3 separate regions of the Mus musculus genome follow, and all the other regions are linked to region 1. The links are chromatin loops, found by intact Hi-C in ENCODE. Cell type or tissue: heart. All regions are shown on one strand.

What was found. Hi-C counts contacts between places; a loop is a spot of excess contacts. Peaks named below come from ENCODE experiments on the same cell type or tissue, not always from the same donor. Only the 100,000 strongest peaks of a DNase experiment are listed, where the experiment ranks them.
Region 2: a loop joins it to region 1, with 9 times the contacts of the local background. A loop is called at or near these places in 3 of 42 quality-filtered maps.
Region 3: it touches region 1 in a loop (3-fold over the local background); 7 of 42 quality-filtered maps call a loop at or near these places.

Annotation. Positions count from the first base shown.
Region 1 is chr8:124,615,775-124,619,774 of GRCm38, reverse strand. Capn9 (calpain 9) reads right to left here. Exons shown (of 20, transcript NM_023709.4): 18 at 3,506-3,622; 19 at 2,284-2,342; 20 at 1,044-1,293. The coding sequence ends at 1,267. Among named protein-coding and RNA genes, the nearest start is that of Capn9, 42 kb to the right of the region's middle. In heart, a CTCF peak has its summit at 2,437 (motif pointing left); a DNase peak (open chromatin) is centred at 2,294; H3K4me3 peaks cover 948 bases; H3K27ac peaks cover 514 bases; H3K27me3 peaks cover 1,321 bases.
Region 2 is chr8:124,773,803-124,777,802 of GRCm38, reverse strand. No RefSeq gene overlaps it. Among named protein-coding and RNA genes, the nearest start is that of Gm46059, 17 kb to the left of the region's middle. In heart, a CTCF peak has its summit at 1,844 (motif pointing right); no DNase peak of the experiment used is centred here; H3K4me3 peaks cover 375 bases; H3K27ac peaks cover 215 bases; H3K27me3 peaks cover 1,366 bases.
Region 3 is chr8:124,825,861-124,829,860 of GRCm38, reverse strand. It overlaps Trim67 (tripartite motif-containing 67), which reads right to left. Exons shown (of 10, transcript NM_198632.2): 8 at 3,623-3,926; 9 at 1,600-1,762; 10 at 1-841. The coding sequence ends at 776. Among named protein-coding and RNA genes, the nearest start is that of Trim67, 35 kb to the right of the region's middle. In heart, a CTCF peak has its summit at 2,262 (motif pointing right); DNase peaks (open chromatin) are centred at 2,280 and 2,900; H3K27me3 peaks cover 2,388 bases.

The sequences.
Region 1 (4,000 bases):
GCCTAGCCCACCTCCTGAGGTCCAGGAGACCCTGTGCAAAAATAAAACACATGGGGCTGGAGAGATGGCTCAGCGGTTAAGAGCACCGATTGCTCTTCCAGAGGTCCTGAGTTCAACTCCCAGCAACCACATGGTGGCTCACAACCATCTGTAATGGGATCCGATGCCTTCTTCTGGTGTGCCTGAAGACAGCTACAGTGTCCTCATATATGTAAAATAAATAAATCTTTAAAAAATAAATAAAACACACACACACCAAAAAACCAAACAAACAGAACCCCAAGGTGGAGCGGCTGGAGAGATGGCTCGGCAGGTAAGAACAGAGCCCATACTGTTCTTGCGGAGAGTCTGAGTTCAGTTTTTAGCACATGTCACACAGCTCACAAGAGCTACAGGGATCTGACATTCTCTTCTGACTTCTGAGAGAAACCATATTCACGTGCACCTACACACGGTTAAACATGTATGCAAGCGGTTCAAAATATAATAATTAAAATATATTTAAGGGGGCTGGAGAGATGGCTCAGCGGATAAGAGCACTGACTGCTCTTCCAAAGGTCCTGAGTTCAAATCCCAGCAACCACATGGTGGCTCACAACCATCCATAACAAACAAACAAACAAAAAAAATATATATTTAAAAAGCAAGGTGGATAGTACCTGAGGAATGGATACCTGTGGTTGTCCTCCAACACACACACACACACACACACACACACACACACACACACACACAGTACTGCCATCAGTCTCCCCAAGTAGTACATCAGAATAATTTCCACGTTACCCCATAACACTTTAGACCCTCAGCATCATCAGGCTCTGCTCTCTCATTCTGAGATAAACATTTTCACTAACCTCCCCTTGAATAAAGAAAATAAAGAAAAGCATCATGTGTGTGTGTCTTAATAGCATGATTGGAGCCAGGACTCTGGGTACTGGAACATTGAATGACCAGTTGGGGGGGGGGGCGCGGGGGAGGTGCGGGGGCGGGAGGAGCACACAGCAACCCCAGGCCTGAGCACACAGACACAGATGGTACCGTAGGTTCTTGTAGAGCAATGATTTTATAAGAAGTTCCACAGAATCAGAGAACTCAGCCAATCCCTTTAGATTCTTCTAACTCACTATGGAGAGGGGAGGAGGGTGGTGTGAGGCCGGGAGGAGAGAGAGCAGTGGGCGGGGCAGCCCTCTAAAAAAAAGTTTCGAGGTTCATGATCCAGAAGCTGAGTATCAGAGGGGCAGACGGCATCGGGTCAGAGCAACCTCAGATGTTCATGGTCAGGCTGATGAACTGGAAGTAAAGAGAGATGAGGCTTTAGAAATCCAGCCTAGCAACTGAGGAGTGGCTTCTGTTTGTATTATGTCGCAAGAACTCTTGCTGGTCGGTCATCTTGCACAAATTTGGCCTTCTGACTCAACATGAAACCATTTATTTAAAATTTAAATTAAAACAGATTGCTGGGTGTGTCGCATGTATAATTATTTTATGTATGCATGCATACGTGTATGTGGGTGCAGACCAGGCATTTCTCTCCCCATCTTCTATTTCGAGAAAAAGTCTCTCACTGAACCTGTAGGTACTAATTGTCCATGACCACACTGGCTGGCCAGTGAGCTTCAGAGATCCACCTGCCTCAGCCCCCACACAGCGCTGGAATTGCAGATACATGCCGCCAGACTTGGCTTTTTACACGGGTCGTAGGGTTCAAACGTGGGCCCTTCTGCTTGTGCCCATCTCCCCAGTCAGATAAACCTTGAAAAAGGCTAAGTGCACTTTCAGTAGAGGGCGGATAGGACAAAGGGATAAGATGTGTTTTGTTCCTGTTGAAGGGGAAGCCTCACAGAGACATCTTGGGCAGGGTAGTGTGAGTTTGGTGACCCACCTTTCCAGAGAAAGATGGCCCTCTACCATAGTGGAGCTGAAGGGAAGGGAGGCAGGGTGGTAGCTCAGGCTCCTTGTGAGCAAGCGAGCTGCCAGGCTGCGGAAGCAGCTGGAAGCTTCTCATTTCTCCCTTCCTCTCACCAGGCTTGCTCGTGTTTATGTGGAACGTTGTTTACTCCACACCCTCTTTCTTGGGGCTCACATGAGCAGACACTAGGGCAATGAAGACACCCACAGCTCACAGGATTATAGCGCTAATTATGCTGACTGCCAAAAGGACAAACACCGGCCTCTGCACTGAGTAATTGCCCACGGCGAGTGCTCGCTCGTCCTGCCTGGGGGATCCACTTAGCGTGTTCATACTCTGCTGCGCCCTGGCCGGGGTCTGCTTGGCCATACCTCGTTTATGTTGAGATGGATGAAGTCCTTGTTCTTCACACTGAGAGATTGGAACACCCCTGTTGGGAGGGAGGCAGCGTCACAGTAGAGCCAGACCCCTGGGCAGGTTTAAGGGCTCCTGGACCACTGGGAAATCTGTGGGTAGCTGCTCCCTCTAGTGGAGATCAGATTCCCTGCATGGTGGGGTGGAGACGATCGAAAGGATTCAATTCCTAGCCAGGGTGATCTGAGAAGGGACTGTCTAATTTGAACCTCAGATTCCTACCTCCAGAAGAGATACAGCCAAACCTTGATTAGCAAGGTGGAGGAGGGGCTTTCCCAGAGCGAGAGCGAGAGCGAGAGCGAGAGCGAGAGCGAGAGCGAGAGAGAGAGAGAGAGAGAGAGAGAGAGAGAGAGAGAAAGAGAGAATATGAATGTAGCATGGACCTGCTTGGATGCTAAGTGCCCCAAGCAATAGTGACAACATCCTGTCATCCCACTGGGGACACTTCACTATGAACTGGGCATTCCATGGCTGTGCAGGTGTGTAAAATTTCTAGGTGTGTACTGGGCATCCCATGGCTGTGCAGGTGTGTAAAATGCATGTGCATTATAAAACCACAAGATACTGGGACATGTTCGTTTGCAGCTGAAGGGACAATGGATGGCTGAGCTGCCCTGGATGCATTTGGCCACCCTTGGGGGCTATTTTGGGAGAGAGTGTGTCCATGAATCTCCTGTGTAGAGCACCTGCACACAAGCCTTCCATCTTTCCTGTACAGCAGACCCTGCTTAAACGACTGGGTCTGTGTCTGGGGCTTTCAGGGGAGAACAAGCGAGGGGCAGAGACTTCTCATTTTGGGTTTTGTGAGGGGACTTGACTTTTCCTCAGTAGGAGGTGTGAAACCTGTCCACTCACAGCCCTTCACAGCCTGTAGGTGTGTAACCACAGGACCTTATTCTGTCTCTCAGCTGACCACAGGGCATAGTGTCTGCACAGACATCCACGGTGGCCCTCCATGTCCTAGATCTGCCTTTTTCCCCCCAGGTTGTTTCTTATGTATTCATAGATGGTGACTGGAGACCCTGAGCTGGGCACTCTGTGCTCCCAAGGGTCCAAGGACTCTCTTGGCTCCCTGTACACTCAGGGCTCCCTTGTACACTCAGGACTCACATGCACACTCAGGGCTCCCCTGCACACTCTCAGCTCGCCTGTACACTCAGGGGTCCCATGCGTACTCACGGCTTGCATTCTCCAGCCGCACCAGGCAGTTGAGGTAGTCATCGAAATCCAGCTGGAGGTCCTCATCTGCATACCTGAGGACAATCAGCTGCAGGAGATGGCCACCCAGCTGAAAGCCTGAGGAGACACAGGAGACTCAGGACTTGCCTTGGATGACCCCATGGTGAGCAGACATCTCCGGGACCTCCAGAGGCACAGAAGTGAATTATTCAGTGTGCAACGCCTGTGTGCACGTGTTCATGTGGATGTCCATGTGCAAAAGTGTGGGTGGAGGCCAAAGGACAAAAGCAGCTATCATTCCTTGGGGTCACCCCCCTCTCCCCGCCTTACTGGTCTGGAACTTGCCAAGTAGGCTAGGCTAGCTGGCTAGCAAACTTCAGAAACCCTGCTGTCTCTGCCTCTCCAATGCTGGGATTACAAGTCCAGGCTAACATGCCTTACTTACATGGGTTCTGGGATTGAACCCATATCCTTGGGCTAGTGTGATCATCTCCT
Region 2 (4,000 bases), 160 kb before region 1:
TGCTGTTGTCCTGTGTCATGGAGATCCTGCAGCTTTGGATCTGCAGGACCCTCCCCTTCATGTGCTCTGGCAATTCACAGATGAGGTAGACATTGAAGTAAATCAACTCAAAACCCTGAATCTGGGCCTGAGGTCAGCCAGTCAGCTTTCCCACATCCACACAACCATGAAGAGCTCTCCAGCATTGCCCTGGCTGGCTAGCTCACCCACTGCTGCAGCCTGCAAGGGACAGGGCCAGCTCACACAGGGCAGGCTTTACTGAGCTACCCAAATGATGGGCTGTTCTCTCAAGGGCTGTAGCCAGTGAGGATAAGGGCCAACTCTCCTGTTCTCATGACTTTCGGGTCATCTCTCCTTCCTGCTGCAAGCAGTGAAGGGGTGAGGGCATCTCTCCCTTGCTCACATTACCACCACACTGCAGACCTCTCCCATGCTCCCTCTGGCTAGCACACCCTCAGCTTCAGCACCAGGACCAGCTCTACGGTGCTGCCCAGGTGTAGTGTAGAACCTGCTCTTCAGAGCGCTACAGCCGGTGAGGGGAGGGGCCAGCTATGCACAGCCTTTGAACAGCAACATAGTCCCATGCAACAGCCCAGACCAGGGACGTCTGCATGACGTTAGATGATAATATGAGCTATGGACATCAACACAGACCCCTGCCACTGCATGACCACAGACCCAGACGTGGCTCTCAGCAGCCGCAGCACAGGCCAGGACTTCACCATGGCCCCAGGTGGCAAGGCCAGCTACTCACCACCTCAGGTGTTCTCTCAATCCCCGTGTCTCCAGTCTGCCCCTCCTCATAGTGCTCAAACCATTTTGCTTCTCTTCCTCTCATCTCTCTGCTGCACAGTGGCTCCCACTGTGGGTGGGCCACATTGGGGGCAGGCCTCTGGGCGTCTTCCCGGTGTGGACTTCTGAAACCTCCAAGCCCACTCCCAGTGACACACTTCCTTCAACAAGGCAACACCTTCTAACCCTTCCCAACTGGGGACCAAGTATTTGAACACATGAGCTTATGAGGTCATTCTCAATCAAACCCACACAGGGTGACACTGCTCTATAGGAGATTGTTCGATACGAAGATTTACTTAAGGTCCGTTGTCCGGGAGGTCACCGGATATCTGGCCATTCTATTCCAGCTTTCTGGGAACGCCAGCATGTTCATCCATACCATGTGACTTAAAATGTACCTCCCCACAGGGAACCTGGGGCTTTTTCTGCACACTAAGCAAGTTCTCTACCACCAAGTCCCACTGCGGCCTCTTTATCCTTTAAGAATCACATTGCGTGAAAAAAAAATCCCTTTTGGGTCCAGAGAGATGCTCAGTGGTTAAGAGTGGTTGCTGCTCTTGTAAAGGACCTGAGTTTGGTTCCCAGGACCCATGCTGTGTGGCCCCAACAGTCTGTGGACTCCAGTTCCGGGGGAATCAATGGAGACAATTATCTTCCTGGTTATTCCCAAATCCTACAAGTGATAATTTTCAGAACTATAAATTAAGCATTTCCGACACCGTATTACATTTGGAGGAAGCAGGGCAGATCAGTAAAGCTATAGTGAGTTCACTCCTAGGTTCATAGGGCTACGGAGAAGCCAGGATTCAACTGGCAGTCCCTACCTGCCCTCTACCCTCTTCCTCTCTTACCAGCACAGCATCCAGGTCTGACTCCCCATTTCTGCACACGCTTGGGCTCACATGAAGCCCCTCTGCCTTTCTAAATAACCAGGAGACACACAGTCATCTCAACCCCTCTCTTACTTTCCAACGGGAAAAACCTAGATTTTGCATCTGGGGACCCTGGGCTATGAATCTGTGCTGTGAGCACAGCATCTTCCTAAGAGCCCAGTAGGGGGCGCCCACAAGCACTTGCTCGAGCTCTAGGCAGCCAGCCGACCTTACTGACTCCAACGCGAAGATCAACCAACCTACCGAAGGAAAAGCAAGGGCTTCCTCCATCTGACTAACTGCCAGCTGCCCAGGGTTACGTGCTGGTCACTTGTGACGGTGACTCGCGGCCTGACAAGGACAGTTGCTCGGACTGTGCGTTGACCTGAAGGCCTTGCGTCTTCGCTGTAGGATTTTGCGTCTGCCTCACCTCTCCAGGGCCAATCTCCCAGCACTGCCTGGACTCAAAAAAACAAAAACAAAAACAAAAACAAAACAAAAACAAATGTCCAACAGGGTGCCTGGACACCAATCACAAGCACAAGTGTTACTTTCAAATCCTAGAGGGAGAAGGTCACTTTCCTGTGTCTTCTGTCTAAACTCCACCTCAAAGTTACCTGGCAACAGCCAGGTATGCTCCGCCCCACAGTTACCTGGCAACAGCCAGGTAGGCCTGACCCACTATAAAAAGGGACTGCTTGCCCCCTCCTCCCTCTCTTGCCCTCTTGTCTTCTTGTTACCGTTCTGTCTCCTCACCCCTTCCCCCACCCTCTCTCCATGTGTTCATGGCCTGTCTCTACTCTACTCTTCTCTCCCTCTACTTCACCTTCTCTACCTTTCTCTGCCTCTACTACCCTCTGATTCCCCTCCCCATGCTCTGAATAAACTATATCTTATACCGTCCTGTGGCTGGTCTCTCAGGGGGAAGGGATGCCTTGGCATGGGCCCGCTGAAGCACCCCCTTCCCCCATACTTCACAGCACCTCCATAGAACATATTCCTTCCCTCTTTATCTTTTGATAAACACAAAATTCCGGTCATGTGCAGCTGCTTGGAAGATGTTTATGCCCAAGTCTTTAGCCTACTGGCCTGGGCAAGTGTGCACTGTCCAGGATCTTTCCTTTCCACCCAGGATGCTGAGGATTCCTGGACTCCCTACAGGTCTGTCCCTACTCTATATAGTCGCTAAGTGCTGTGAGGCAGAGATAATGGCTGGCGTTTGTTTGTTTGTTTGTTTGTTTGGGAGGGGGGTGCTTGCCACTGCAAGGATAAAGTCTGAGAGATCTTTAAGGATTCAGTGTTTTTCATTCTCCCACCTTGCGGAGTCTGGAGGTTGACCATAGGTAGTGTTACTTGGTGGCAAGTGTCTTTACCCATTGAGCAATCTCCAGGGAAAGGCTGGCTTCCTCATGCCCAGCAGCAGAGGAATCCAAGCTGTTGTGTGGGTACAGCTGTGGAGGTGTTTGCAGAGAGCAATAATTGACTTAGGAAGCTCCGGGGACTGCTGGGCTGGGCTTCTGCAGGCGCAGCTGTGGTCTTCTTCTCTGTACAGAGGCTGGCCAGATTCCCGCCCTCCTGGGTTCCTCCTGGAGTCCTGTGAGCCACGCCCTTATAGCAAGTTTCATCTTGCATAGCCATTCCTCCAAGAGCTTGTGGCGGGCCATTCCTGGGAGCTTTTGGTCCACAACTGGTCCCTTTGCATAGTTTCACTACAAGCCCTCAAGAATGATTCAGGAAATACTGGAAAAGACTGTAAACAGACATTCAGTTTCAGAAGTCAGGTAAGGGTGTTGGCCCAGATCAGAGGAGAACAGTTGGACCAGGGATCTAGCTCAGTGGACAGTAGAAACTGAAGTGCCCAGAAGGAACAGGTAGGAAGAAGGGAAAGAAGGGAAGAAGAGCTGGACTGGTGTCAAAGTTTCTGTAAGGCCAAATGACTGAATTTAGGGATGTCAGGGATTACAATGTTTCCAACCAGAGCCAAAGCATCTGAGGCTATTTTTAGTTCCTTTGAAAGTCACCATCCTTATGCCTGACTTAATATTGTTGTGCCGATTATAACCATAGAAGACCACAGCTCTCCAACAGTCCAAAGAAGGTGGTCACACAGCCCCTGCAACCTAGAACAAAGCTGTCTTTGTCGATCTTCTGTTACTGTGACAAAACACCAGGACCAGGGCAACTTAGAGAAAAAAGGGTTTATTGGGGCTTATGGCTCCTGGGGGATAAGAGTCCATCACCGTCATAGCAGGGAAGCATGCAGCAGGCCCACTAGAAGCTGGATTGAGGCCAGGGGAGTAACCACAGAGAGAGAAGGGTAGGGGAAAGAGAAA
Region 3 (4,000 bases), 210 kb before region 1:
TCTAGAAAAAGCCACCACTGTGCAAAGACGTGTCACTGTCTTGGATTCCAGTGTTTCTACTCATAACTAAGAACTGAGTGAATAAAATATAACAGATTGTTACACATACACACACATGTGTGTGAGAGTGTGTGTGTGTGTGTGTGTGAGAGAGAGAGAGAGAGAGAGAGGTCAACAGCACATGGGTAATGATACAGACCCTAAGGAAGCCTTTCTGAAGGGTCCTAGCAGTTCATTAATGACTAATGTCCCTTTCAAATTAGTTTGCAGTGTATTGAAAACTGCATATCCCAGAGGCTCAAGGTCCGTTTCTTCCCGCAGAGGTGACAAACTGTCAGCCTGGGACTCCATAAAGGAACAGAGTCCTAGCAATGGGTTACAGGCAGGCATGGAGTAACATCACGGGGCTGATCCATCCTGGGATACCAGTCTCAGAGTCTGCCTTCTCCTCTCCCTCCAGGAAAACAAAAAACAAAAACTTAAGAGGAAATCAAAGTTTTTAAACAGATGTCAGAAAATATAAGCCGGAAACAAAAGGTGTCCATCTTGAGGGCACCCTGGGGGGGACCATAGCCCTGTGGCATTGAGGTGAAAGGCCACTCCTGATATAGGCGGCCACAGTATGGTCGTGGGGCTCGCATGTGATTCATTCTCAGTTCCCCCAGAAAAGCGTCTTCAGATGTCCGCTGGCTGCTGGCACCCAGGACTTTCTGTTATGCCCTGGTCCTCCGTGAAGCCCTCCATCACGGCCAGCTAGGCAGCGGGAGCCACCAGGCTAGTTGCCTGACAGCTTTGGCCGTCCCAGGTTTGTTGGCACCTCCAGTCCTGTGTGCAGGGTGACCTGGAAAAGATGAAACCAGCAGGAGTTGGTTGGGTGGCAGAGTACTTGCACACTACGTACAAGACCCTGGGTCCCAGCCCTAACACAGGAGGAAGGCAGGAGACAGAGGAGATAGAGGAGCGGAAAGAGGGGCAGGAGAGGCTGTCCATAGCACAGAACACCTGACGTAGCACCGCGACCACGTGCCGGAGAACTCATGCTATGGATTTTATTACTCATCTGTCTCCCCCATATGGCTAAGGCCCATGCCACTTTGTGCTTTCTGCCTCATAACCGGAGCTACAGTAACGAGCAGATGGGTTCACTGGCATGAGCCGCAGAGCCCTGCGGCAAAGAGGCTCTGCTTCTCGCAGCCGAGTCTCTGAGCCTGCTGCTGTCTCTTCCAGCTCTCACTGTGACCCTCAAATCGCCCCTTTACGTAACCAACACCGGACTGTTGTGGAAACACTTGCAGGGCAATAGACACATGGCAGGTCCCTTAATAGATCCAGGGACAGAGGGAGTCTGTTAGAAGCAAAGGATGCCCCCATCTAGCTTGTGTTAGGAGCTCCTGTACCATCCAATCCCCTGGGGCACTGAGCCCCTGCTCCTTCCTGGAGCCCCATGGAGCTTGTTTGCTCCAAAAGGTCGTATGTACAGTCCTTAGCAGAAGACTGCCTATCTGATGAGCGAGGTGGTCCGTTCTCATTACAGTACTCATTGTTCAGGAAGCAGAGAAGTGGGCGGGACTGGGCGAGCCACCTGTGTCTCTAAGGTACCTGCACGTTTCGGTTGAGGCTGAGGGCAGGCATGAAGACCCCATCCACGTGGCTGAAGGCTGTGGGGCCCTGCTGTTGCCCATTGATGAAGAAGGTCAGAGTGTGTTTGTTTAGGTCCAGCAGCACACCCACAGTGGCCCCCTTGCACACACCGCCTTCAGTCCTGGGAAGATAAACCAGGAAAACCTATCATCACACCTAGGTCATGATGTGACAGTAACTCAGGACAGCTTCATTCAAACCTAGCCACCAAGTGTGTGTGTGTGTGTGTGTGTGTGTGTGTATGTATGTGCCAGCCACAAGAGAACACAGCTCTAAGGGACCAAAGCTACTCAGCCCCTTCTTATCCACAGCATCTGAGACCTACATGCCTTTGAGCTGGGAGGAACTTTAAGTAATAGACCTGGAAGACTTTTCCTAGAACCCTCTGTGCCCTTCAGCAGACATGCCCTTCATTAACTAAGGGTTCCCTTGACATGACCTTGTTCAGCCCTGGGAGGAAACTGAGTCCTCGGTTAGGATTGAGCCAGGGGCAGAAGTGAGAAGAGACCCTGACATGAACTCTTTACAAGGACCTGGTGGGAAGAGCAGGTGTCCTGGAGGTGCCTTAGGGTCTGGTGGAGAAGCGTCCAACAGACTGGGCAGTCAGTGCGATTCTAATTATGGCCACCAGATGGCAGTAGTAACAAGTCTGACCTGCCAGTTTTCCATGAACTCACCCCCTACGATCAAGGTCAGGTCTGGGAGCAGGGTCTGGCTTCTGAGAAAGCTTTTGCCCCGCAAAAGCACCCAATGCATGCTTGAGTTCATTACTGCCACCATCAGAATGTCTAGGTACTGGGCTTGCTCAAGCACACAGGCATGGAACTGGTAGGCCAGGGTGGTCTTGGCCTCTTTGTGGGTTAGAGGTGGAGGGAGGTCACCTGGTAAACCTATATCACCTGGTCGGCCTCATCGCTTATTCTGCAGTACCGGGCCAGACGAATTTACTTGGTTAACCTGCAGTGCCTGCTAAGTTCCACGGCCCAGCTTGAGAGTCTAGCTGCTGCCCCTCCCACAATCCTTTGGAGCAGAGGACATTACCAGTGAAAAGATAGTGATCAGGTAGGGGGATCTGAGGGTCCTCAGGCAAGTTCCTGGCCAAACTAGACTTGGTTTTCCTGGGAGAGAAGCTGGGTTACTCGTTGTGAAGAGAGCAGTCAGAGCTGCTTGGAAGAGCAGCGAGAACCCAGGAGCCCTGGTGGCAGCCCTACCCTGCCAGGAGCCCAGGGAGGTCAGCTCCTTGGGATTGGCTTCTTTATGCTTTCCCTGCGGCAGCGCCAGGGTCATTCCAGGCAAAGCAGTAGCCGTGGCAATGACTCCTCCTCCCTCTGCGGGAAACAAGTATCCCATTAGTGTTGCGCAGTGACTCAGGCTTAGCAAGAGGGTTGCAGAAAGAACTGGAGCAAGACCAGTAAGAAAACCGCAAATTAAAGCTCTCAGTGGAAAGGCACTACTGTGAGGCCAGCTGGGGGACAGAGAGCCACTGAGCCAGAACTGCCTCCTCTCCCCCACACCATCAAGTACTTTCAGTTGTGACACAGGCAAATGGTTCACACTTCACCTAGTCTTTCTCCAAAACCCCTGGAACTACAGAACAAAGTGCATAAAAAATGGCTCCTCCGGCTAACCGACCGGAGGAGCAGAGGTCCTGAATTCAGTTCCCAGCAACCATATGATGGCTCACCCATCTGTACAGCTACAGTGTACTCATATGCATTAAAGAAAGTAAGAAAGAGAGAAAGAAAGAAAGAAAGAAAGAGAGAGAGAGAGAGAGAGAGAGAGAGAGAGAGAGAGAAAGAGAGAGAGAGAGAGAAAGAAAGAAAGAAAGAAAGAAAGAAAGAAAGACAGAAAGAGAGAAAGAAAGAGAGGAAGAAAGAAAACTTTTTAAAAGACAGCTCCTCCCCCAACACCTGGGACAATCAGAGAACCTTGTCCCCGCCCCTGAATCTGCGGGCTAAGTGGGGGTTCAGGGAGCACGCACCTGTTGGTATGGGAGTTACAGTGCATGAACCAGCTGCGGTTGTTGTCCACGTACATGGCCCAGGCCTTGTCATCCTTGCCTAGCATCATATCTTTGACCACGCTGGCCCTGGCCACTCCGAAGGCTGGGTCCGGGTGGTTGTCATAGCGGTCCACGTGCAGCTCCCAGTAGTGCACGCCTTTGGAGAAGGCAGCTGTGCCTAGCACCACCCGGTCATCATAGCTGCTGCAAGTAGCCGTCTGGTTGTCATTGGATAAGATGATGTCCCGATGGCCAGAGTTGGGGTCAAAGGTGAACCAGGCCACTGGAAAGGAAGAAGGCAGGTAGAGCAGGCACAAGAATCTCTGTTTCCTGCCCCTCTTATCCCCCCATCTTTCC